Linked DNA regions of Homo sapiens: region 2 is linked to region 1. Evidence: chromatin loops called from intact Hi-C (ENCODE). Cell type or tissue: endothelial cell of umbilical vein. All regions are shown on one strand. Links, peaks and the distances in the headings refer to the core of each region. The heading gives the core; the rest is flanking DNA.

Region 1 (5,390 bases), core at 57-5,056:
ACCAATGGTCCCTTTAGTCCCATGTTTGCCTTTGAAAGTGGTACCAAGAGAGGGTTCATGAGAGGACACAGATGCTCTATTTTAGTGGCTTTAAAACATTTTTGACTGTGGCTCATAGTTAGAAATAGAGATCACATTGTAATCCAGCTCTCACATTCACACACATGCACAAAACACACCTATACATACTTATGTATATAAAACTAACACTTTGTATTCTATTCTCTCTCTTTTTTTTTTTTTAAACTACTGGCCCCAACCCACTAAACTGATTTCCTGACCCATTAATAGAATCACAACTCAAAGCTTAAGAAACCTTGCTCTATTTGCTGTCAGCCTCAAAGGCTAGGAATAGGTTTCTAACACTCCTATTTCTTTTTTAATACTTTTGAATTATACTTTAAGTTCTGGGATACATGTGCAGAACGTGCAGGTTTGTTACATAGGTATACACATGCCATGCTGGTTTGCTGCACCAAACAACCTGTCATCTATATTAGGCATTTCTCCTAATGCTCTCCCTCCCCTAGCCCCCCAAGCCCCCGATGGGCCCCAGTGTGTGATGTTCCCCTCCCTGTGTCCATGTGTTCTCATTGTTAAACTCCCACTAATGAGTGAGAACATGGGGTAACACTCCTATTTCTATTTAACCCAGTGAGGCTCTAATACTCATGAATTTACCTAAAGCCACCTTGTGGGAAAATTAGTTATGCCAGGGTGAATACTCACAATATGAAGCAAAACTGACTCTTACTTGTATTCTGTAGTATATTTCATAATATACATGGAATCAAAACATCGAGGTGAAGAAAAGTCGACTTGGATTTCTTTCTCTTCCTCAGAGATTCCATCTCTGTGGCAGAGAGGCTACAGAAAGAAGCTTATACTGGATTATACTTTGTTAGAGTGAGAGACATTGAACATTTCTAGAGGGTTGATTGATGTTTATGACAAGGGCCTTTAGGTGCTGATTTATCAAATATATATTGTGTCATTGGTTGCATTTCTCATATATAGCCACAACATCATGCTCCATCTTACATGCTTTTCTTCTATGTGATCTCATCACATCCCATTAAGAGAGATTGAACTTGATAGACTCAGTTACTGTTTTGACCAATAATATGTGGAGGAAGCAATCAGTGCCAGTTCTAGGGCTAGCCCTTAAGTGGCCTGGCAGTGCCCACTTCCTGCCTGTGGGAGACCAGCCACCAGGTAAGAAGTATAACTACTCAGAAATCATCATGTGAGAACTCCAGGCTCTGTTAAGAGGCCTGGAGGATGAGATGTCACGTGGAGAGATAGAAAGAAGCCAAGCAGCACCAAAATGCCCATGTGTAAGGAGATCCTACGCTCCAACTATAGAGACCAACCATCCAGTAAAATTCTCCCTGAATTCTTGACCTACAACATTTTAAATAAAACAATAAATAAAAAATTAATAAATAAAATAATGAATTTTTATTTTAAGCATCTAGGCTCTAGGATGGCTTGTTAAGAAAAAATAGATTATCAGAACAATTGTCCATATCATATAAATCTGAAGTTCTATGGACTAACAAAAAAGCTTGAATTTTGTGATTTACTTTTGAGTTTCAATAGTTTGATTTCTCAGTAACAAAATGAATCTGGGTAATGTAATTATCTAAGTTAAAATATGAATTGTGTATTCAAAAGACAGTTATGTAATTTTTAACATAGTTCTCTTTTCACCAATATTTGTATTTCACTAGTACCTATTCATTATTTTCTCTCTGATTTTTTTTTTTTCCTACTGGTACTTAGTATGTGTTAAGCACTCTTCTGGGCACTGGGAAATACAGAAGTTAATGAGACACCATCCTTGACCTTGATTGAACCAATTTATAACAAAAGGGACAAGCAGAGACCATTTTGTTACATTAGGATCAAGAGAGTTACTCAAGAAGACTTCACAGAGATGACTTTTAAGCTGGAGTTTGGAGAATGAGTAGGTCAGGAAGAAGAGTTGGAGAGGAAACATGATACGGAAAACAAAATAATAGAATTCCAAACAGAGAAGGTAGACTAGTCAAAGGCAAAAAGAAATGAAGGTGTGGTGGGCTGGTTGTAGTCCTAGGGATGTATGATCAGTGATCATACAGCAATAGAGAAGCTTTGCATGCTTGGGGTCACATTATAAAAGGCTTTGGATGCCATGCTAGGAAATCCAGACTCAGACCGGCAAGTGACAAGAAACAAGGTAATATTTTATTTATTTTTTATTGTTCATTTTTCAAGACAGAGTCTCCTTCTGTCGCCTAGCCTGGAGTGCAGTGGTGCGATCTCGGCTCACTGAAACCTGCACCTCCCGGGTTCAAGCCATTCTCCTGCCTCAGCCTCCGGAGTAGCTGGGATTACAGGCATGCGCTACCACACCCAGCAAATTTTTATATTTTTAGTAGAGACTGGTTTTCACCATGTTAGCCAGGCCAGTCCTAAACTCCTGATCTCAGGTGATCCGCCAGCCTCAACCTCCTAAATTGCTGGGATTACAGGCGTGAGCCACTGTGCCCAGCCCCAGGTAATATTTTAAAGTAGAAATGTGTCCTGAGCACTTTCATGTTAAGGAAGAATTCCAACAGAGGAATGCACAAGAACGCACAATGCAAGCATGAGGTCCCCTCCCCCATAGGCTCTGGACTAATTTTCAACAAATAAAAGCATACAAATGGCAACTGCTTCCTTTACTTGTTTGCCTTATCAAGATGGATGGAGAGCAGCCACTTCCTAGAATTATCATTGGCCTATTTGTGTCACATACCAGGAAACAGATTTTTCAAGAATAAAAGAAAGAAAGCAGTTAACCAAAATTACAGCAACTCAGAGTGGGGAAAGCTTGCACTGGGGATATATATTTTGAACACTAGGATATTACACTTGATCCTCATATCTAAAACCATATTTCTATCACAGCTTACAAAGCAGAAAACATAAATCACTAGCAGAGATATCTTTCTGAGGTATGCTTAGGCTTCTTTTTTCCTCCTATAACACAGGATTTAGCTTTGGAATTTACACTTCCCTAACATTAGAGAACAACTTTCAGCAAAGACAGGGGTCAAAATTTTTGGTTTTTCGGGAGCTAATCTTACTATTACTTCAGTGGAGCATCTAAACAAAGAAAAGGCAACCAGACCAGATTGCCTGTGGCTAAATGCTTTAACACAAATGGATATCATAGCCCAAGGAATCCTGCTAGAAACAAAAAGGCAGGAAAGAATCTTAACCTCTTCACGTGCAAACATCATGGGAGTGACATGAGAAAATAAAGTTCTCCTTGGTGGTCTAGTCTATAATGCTTTATTATGATGACTCAATCTCTAGGGCTACTTAAAATTCTGAACTCAGGTTCCCTGAATTCTGATTCCCTTCTCATGAAAATCACGATCCCAATTTTAACTGCACTTCCCTGGAGGCAGAAAACATCAAGTCACCATATTTATAGCTGGTGCATAATTACTATATGCAATATTTATCTGGCTGTTCATCTGTTTTCATGTCTTCTGTCTAACTGGTAAGGATGTCAATGGGCAAGTTTCTCAGCATCTTGTATAGGAATATATCATTCACTGGATATTTTATCTACTTGGTCTACTTGGCTCATTCCTTGAGTTTCTTAAAGGAGTGGCCCATATTTACCAGCCTTTTTTGAAAAGTTCCTCGTGCTTCCTATTTAGACCCCATATTGGACCTTTAGTTCTATCTAATTATGTCAATCAATTATTCTGTTACCTAACTTATTCAGAGCACCTTACATCATATAATCACAGGGCAATTCCAGGCTACTTGAATTGATATATAGAATGAGTATTTTGCTATTCTTTAAAATACTCCATCAAACTCCATGTATGTCAGCACTCTAAATTGTAAAAGTGCCATCTCCATCCTGCTTAAAACTTCTAATCTCTGTGTGTATGAGGGTGCAAGAGGGGAGCCAGACAAGATTTTTCTAGATTCCATCCCTTTTCTACAATGAGCCAATTGGAATATCCAACTTGTGAGTAGAGTTCTAAGCTGTTCAGCATGGTAGCCTCTTCTTGGTTCCCCAATTCTACCACCTCCTGGGTATTAGTACGTAAAATCCAAATTAAGCCTTAGAGCAAGTATGTTGCTCAAGACTGGGAACAGATGTGATTGTAAAGGTAACCTGCTTAAGTCATTACTATGTCATAAATGTAAAACATTTTCTTCAACTTCCTTATTTTCCAAGGTATTTGTCCAGGGGCCATTTTGACTTTCTAGGCTGATACTGATTCAGCACTGATGAACAGCAACAAGAGTGGCTATATTCTCAAGGGCTTTCCAGCTTCACCCAAATTACAACTATCAACTTCCGTTTGAGCTGTCACTTTCTTATCTAACAGAAAAGACCTATGGTATTTGATGGAGAAATGTTTTTTCAAGCTTTCTTTCATCGATTGCAAATTTTTCAGGGTAGAAATTTTGACCTTTATTTTTTTTTTCCCCAGTGTGCCTAGCAGGATGCTGGAAAAATGGCAGACAGTCACTAATTTTGTGAGAGTCAATCTTATAAGATGTACCTTTGGAAAATGCTGATTTTGTTTTCCTTGAACATAGTTTTGAATTTCTATCTCTCTATGTCTATGTCTACTGTATTCATTTCTTTTTGTTTTCTCACCCTGCTTCCCTTTCCTTTTAAAATTTCTTATGAGTCACAACCCTCCTTTACTTTCTCCCTCTTAATTTAAATCTGAGCAGCACTTCTCTGAATAAAGGCAACCCTCTTCCTTTGAGTCGGCCTTAGTCCCTGGTGGCCCAGGCGTCCACCCTCTACTTTGCCCCTTCCGTTGTGGATGCTATGGAGATGGTCTCCCTGCAGTACCAGAGATTGCCCTTGTGGGTTTCAGCCTCCTAATCTTGGCATCTCTCTGTTGTCGCTCTCAGCAACCATCTCTTCTCTGCTACATCCACCCCTTTTCACTATCAGTGAGAATGACAAAATCCCCAGGTCTTTCTTCCCTGCTGTTGGCAATCAAATTAGGAGCCACAGTTTCCCTAGTTACTCTGAGAAAGAGTAAGTGCTAACAGCTGTGTGTGGGCCAGACACCAACTAATAATCCGTAGATTCCTTCGAGAATGCCCTCTTCTCCTTAGATTGGCCACCACTTTCAATCCAAAGAGATAAGGACTGATATGTATTTACTTCCCTCCTGCCACTCACAGAGAAAAAAAAAGTCCAGTGTTCTTTTATATTATTATTGTAAGAGTTGATTTGCTAAATGGTAAGTAGAGAGGTGGAGGATGAAAGTCCAGAGCACTCTTGGTATTTATAGCCATGTCACGGCTTTATTTATTACTATTCCCTCTTCTCAGATCCGTTTAAACAACCTGTAAATTGTCAGTGGTGT
Region 2 (5,390 bases), core at 174-5,173, 67 kb before region 1:
GCGCTCTATCCTCAATATTTGTTTTGTTATTTTCTACGACACTGATCTCCTTCTGCCTTGCTATGTATTTTCCTTATCACTTATTTGTGTATTTTCAATTTCTACTCATACAGTGCAATTCTGTGAGAAGAGCGATTTTATGAGTTTTGTTTTCCACTGTATCACCAGAGCCTAGAACAGTGACCAGCACAGAGTACATGTGCAATAAGTATTTGCTGAGTGGAGAAGCAGATTTGTCATGAGCTGGCCCTGAGACCATGATTTTGTAAAAATATACTTAGTTCGGTGTTTTTCTGTTCTGGTGCTACCAGACGTGAACTTTTATGTGTCACATGGACAAGGCATTGGCCAACACTGAGTCACATTGTTAAAAATATATATATATATATTCCCTTGCCATCCATTCCCTCTGATTACATCAGAGATGAGATTCTTTGGAAATTAAAATTTCATTAACATTTATTAATTTCCTTTTTGATTAAAAAAGTCAAGTTGCAGGCATAGATCTTTGGTAGGCAGCTAAATCTGGCTGAAATGTAATAACAGTTTTTGTTTTCATTTTTTTAAATTTACTTTCTATTGTCAAGTAATGTAGTGACATATAATTTCTTTCTTTAAAATTTTATTTATAGAAAAGAAGGAAGAAAAATAGATACAGAAAGAAAGAAAAAGAGGGAAAGAAAGGAGGGAGGAAGAACGTTTCAAGGAAACACCAGTTTAGGTGGTACACAGATACTGCAAAAAAATTGTGTAGCAGTTATTAGTGTTTCCAAAACAAAAACACAGATCCTATCCCTGGTGGAGCACAGGAGGCATAGCCTTTGGATGTGAATCAATACTATCAACAGTAGCACAGAATCCTACTTGCACACACAGTGTGAGTGTACTTCCTCCAATACGTATTCTCTGGAATAGCCCCTAAGTAACAACCAGCTGCTGGGAAACTTACATGAAGACATTTTTGAAAGGAGACAAAATTCTTGACATTTACCAGTCTTATGTTAGGCTGGACTTGATGTTTAGAGAGTGGTGGGAATAGAGTGGAGCCATGCAATTCCTGGGAGCATCTCTGGAAGGACCCCTGAGGATAATATGTGATTTCATCATGCCATTGAGTGAACGTGGACCCTAACCCCAATCAGGTTGTGTGTTTTGTCCCCTATGTAGTCTGTACAAGAATGCTGGCATGACCCTGCCCCCACCTGACTTTATTTTACCCTCAAAATGCAGCACAGCAACTTGCTGATTGCTAAACCATCTGGGAGACACAGACTGACTGCATTTTAGACCATGAGCACTTGTCATTCTGAAAAAAAGAGCCTCAGACATATTTGAACTATAAAGAAATAACAAAAACAAACCAGATCTTTCTTATCTTTCATTGTACATTTGAATGCAATTTATTTTCATTTTTGTATTTTAAGGGGAAACTGTTGGAGACCTGATGGTTAGAATAGAAATGAAGTATAAAGCATATTGCTTCCCGCCCCAGAGCTGGCGGGATAAATGTCTTTTTCTTCAGCTCTGAAATTTGTATTCTCTACTCTCCTGGAATAAAACACAAGATAATGTCCATTCTGCTGCATTTTTCCCCATTTTGTTCATCCTTGCAATGTAGAATTTTAAAGAAAAATGAAAAATGTTAATCTCTAGTAATTTATTTTTCCCCCATTAAGTGCTTTAAAAAGCTATTCTTATAGGTGACCTTATATTTCTTTCAAAAATCTGCAAATCAAAAGGACCTTTTTGGTCCTTTTAAAGCTAAACAATTCACTGGGCTTAATTCAGTGTCATGGGCTTCTCATTCTTCTCTCCACCTGGGCTCCAAGTAATACCTCTGGATCCCTTGAAGAATTTCCATGTGAGAAGGGGTCAATGAGTTGGAAGTCATAGACCACCTGAAGATTTTACTTGCCCCATTTGATCTCTTGAAATGGACTTTGATACCACAGGCAACACCTCTTTCCATCACCCAATTTACAGAATTAAGGCTTGATTTTATTAAGAAAACATACAGCTTTCCTTACAGTCACTACCCCATCTCCAAATTAAACCAGCTTTCCAGATATATCCTGTCTGTTTTGAAAATCCAAGGATATCACAGATGACTTAGAATCAAGTTTTGAAAGGAAAAAGAGGCCATTCATTTAAAACTAAAGTAAAGCCAAGTAGCATTTTGAGAGTGTGGGAAGGTAGTTGCTGTAACCTCTTCTCACCCCTCTAGCTGCTTATAGGTGACACCTCTAACCATACAACCCTGGCTTCAACCCAACAGAAATACTTACAATTCTCTTAATGAATACTGCTTCATGGCTCAGGATTTTGCCTAGGATTTTCCTATGATTTGCAATGCTCTTCTTCTGTCATTATATGCCTGGATAATTTCTCCCTCTTTCAAGAATCATTTTTAGCACAAGTGTCTTAATTATTATAATGTCCAATAATAATTATATGAAGTCTAGCATTTGTTGATTTTTAATGTATTGTAGACAGTATGGTGATATCTTTGCATGATTATCTCACTTAAAGCTACCACCACCGCCACTATAAGATAGACACTATTATTCCCATTTTATAGATGATATATCCCAAAGGAAGTTCAAGAGTTAAAACTACAGACCACCTAAGAGGGGATAGGGTAGTGTTTTGTTTGAAATTGTGTTTAATCTGTTCATTTTTGTCTTCCATACCATGACATTAGTATATTCTTCCACTTACTTAATTTTTTAAAATTTACTATTAATTTTTTAACTTTCTAGGTAGAAGTCTTATACATATTTTTCTAGATTTGATTATAAGGTTTTCTTGGATGCTATTGTAAATCATATTTTTATTAAATTTCATATTTTATTTGTTATATAGAGAAATGCAACTGAATTCTGTATTTTGATGCCTTATCTAGCAAACTTACAGAAGGATTAAATAATTTGCCAAATTTATATAGCTAGACTATTTCAAGGTTGGGGTACAAACTGATGTCTGTAGAACATCAGACACTGTGGCCTTAATTATCCTCTAAATACCTTTTCTTAGCCATTCCTGAAAATATCCATCTACTCATCACCACCAGATGGAGTAAAACATTTTTCGTCCCACTGTAGTTTTTCCCCCTGTATTTGAGATTCCATAACATTTTATTTGCAAATAATTATTTATGTTTTCTTCTTCCTTCTTCCTATCTAGTTATTCCATTTATATTCTTCAGCTATTCATAGAGGCTGTATGTGTTAGGGCAGAAATATTGACATTTTGGACTGGGTAACTATTTGTTTTTGGGGGTTATACTATTTTGGAGTGGGTAACTATTTGTTTTGGGAGCTTATACCGTGCACTGCAATATATTTAGCAGCATCTCTGGTCTCTATCCACTAGATGCCAATAGCAACTGACCCCTTGTTGTGATATATTATTTTAAATGTCTCTAGACATTGCCAATTCGCCCTGAAAGGCAAAACTGCTCCCAGTTGAGAACCACAGCCTCAGGGAAGCCAACCCCACTTCTAGAGTTGTTGGTAAGACCAGTTTTTTAGGAATAAAGTCAGTCGATCACCTTGCCAGTGATTGTTTCAGGAAAGAACATGTGACCAAATTTGGGCCAATAAGACTGGAGTTGAGGTCTACTGTGGTATTGGGGGAATATTCTTTCCCCAAAAGAGCCTCCAAAAACTATCATCTCTCCTTCTGAACATTGTTGGGTACAGGTGGGACTGGAACTGCTGCAACTGTCCTGCTGCCAGCCTGAGGATGAATATCACATAGAGTAGAGCGTCTCAGGGGATGGAGACAGAGCCACTGGATTGCCTTCCAAGTATGTGAGATAAAACTTTCCTAACTGTTTAAATTGGTTTCTGATGGGATTTCTTTCTTCCCGCCCTAACTTTCTTCCCTCCCTTGCCCCTTCCTTCATTCCTTCTTTCCTTTTTTTGCTTCCTTCTTTTTGCACTTAAGTCTTAATGTTTATAAAAAACTGAATGTATGATATTCTCAAAATAACAGCCAATGTTTATTCTGTCTCTTAAGGGCAGCACCCCTTCAGCATTTCCTCTCACTTTTTCTATTTTCCTCCCTTCTTAAGCTCTAGTGTTTTGGGTACATAATTATCAAACTCATCTTAACATATATATTTTGATATACATGTGAACTTAAAATTGGTATTACGCGTATGTGTTTGGTTTCCATGAAAGGTATTGTGTATGCATTTCCTGCTGTTTTCAACTTTATTCCATGATGGCATATATATGTCTAATTCCTTAACTGTATGGTATTCTACCACATGCACATATTACATTTTTCTCATTTTATAGTGAGGACCACCTGTGTTCTTCTTGTCCTACTTTTACCATAAGCAGTTATGAAATGGGTCTTATTGTGCAGGTCTCTCTGTGGAGCTCTATAAATTAATATATGTAAAATTAATATATGTACTTTATTCCTAGGAACATAGTTGATATGCTTTGGCTCTGTCCCCCAACCCAAATCTCATCTTAAATTGTAATCCCTGTAATTGAGGGAGGGACCTATTGGGAAGTGATGGGATCACAGGCGTGATTTTCCCATGCTGTTCTCATGATGGTGAGGGAGTTCTCAGGAGAGCTGACAGTTTTCAAAGTGTTTTGCAGTTCTCCCTTCGCTTGCTCTCTCTCCTGCTGCCATGTAACATGTGCCTTGCTTCCCCTTCACCTTCTGCCATGATTATAAGTTTCCTGAGGCCTCCCCAGCCATGTGGAACTGTGAGTCAATTAAACTTTTTTCCTTTATAAATTATGCAGTCTCAGGTAGCGGCTTTATAGCAGTGTGAAAATGGACTAATACAATAGAATTATTCATAACAATTACTATCAATATTTTCATCATTATTGTTACATATTTGTCATTTGGTCTCTTTCTGTGACTTCCTTGTTCATATGCTTTCCTCAAATTTCTGTTGGATTTTCTGTCATTTACTTATTTCCAGGTGTTGTTTTATATTACAGATATCAATCACTTATCTGTTTAAATGAAGCAAATACCACCTTCAAATCTTGTCACAAAACCAGTAGCCTTGTCTATTAGGTAGTTCAGTAAAGAGAACTGTGCGATTTGGATGTGGGAAAATTTACCAATTTTTCTCCTTGAATAGTCCTTTTTTGTGTATTCTTTAAAAATTTCTTATTCCAAGATGACACAAGTTTTTATATTTTTCTTATGTTAACTTGGAGTTATACATTTAGGCTTCTGATACATCTGGAGTTCAGCTGGGAAATAAAGGTATAATTTTGTTTTTATGATTTTCAGTACAGTGAACCTATTTTTCCAATATCATTTCTTCAGAAATCCATTCTTTACCCCACTAATATGTGACACCTGTATTACACACCAGTGTCCTCTTTAGATGTAGGCTTGATCCTAGG

What was found. A loop is a pair of places that touch in the nucleus more often than their neighbours do. Peaks named below come from ENCODE experiments on the same cell type or tissue, not always from the same donor. Only the 100,000 strongest peaks of a DNase experiment are listed, where the experiment ranks them.
Region 2: a loop joins it to region 1, with 2.8 times the contacts of the local background. A loop is called at or near these places in 10 of 110 quality-filtered maps.

The regions. Positions count from the first base shown.
Region 1 is chr2:49,262,968-49,268,357 of GRCh38, reverse strand. No RefSeq gene overlaps it. Among named protein-coding and RNA genes, the nearest start is that of FSHR, 110 kb to the right of the region's middle. In endothelial cell of umbilical vein, for the core only: no CTCF peak of the experiment used is centred there; a DNase peak (open chromatin) is centred at 2,707; H3K27ac peaks cover 679 bases.
Region 2 is chr2:49,330,292-49,335,681 of GRCh38, reverse strand. All of the region lies in intron 2 of LOC105374595 (a long non-coding RNA gene), which reads right to left. Among named protein-coding and RNA genes, the nearest start is that of FSHR, 180 kb to the right of the region's middle. In endothelial cell of umbilical vein, for the core only: no CTCF peak of the experiment used is centred there; no DNase peak of the experiment used is centred there.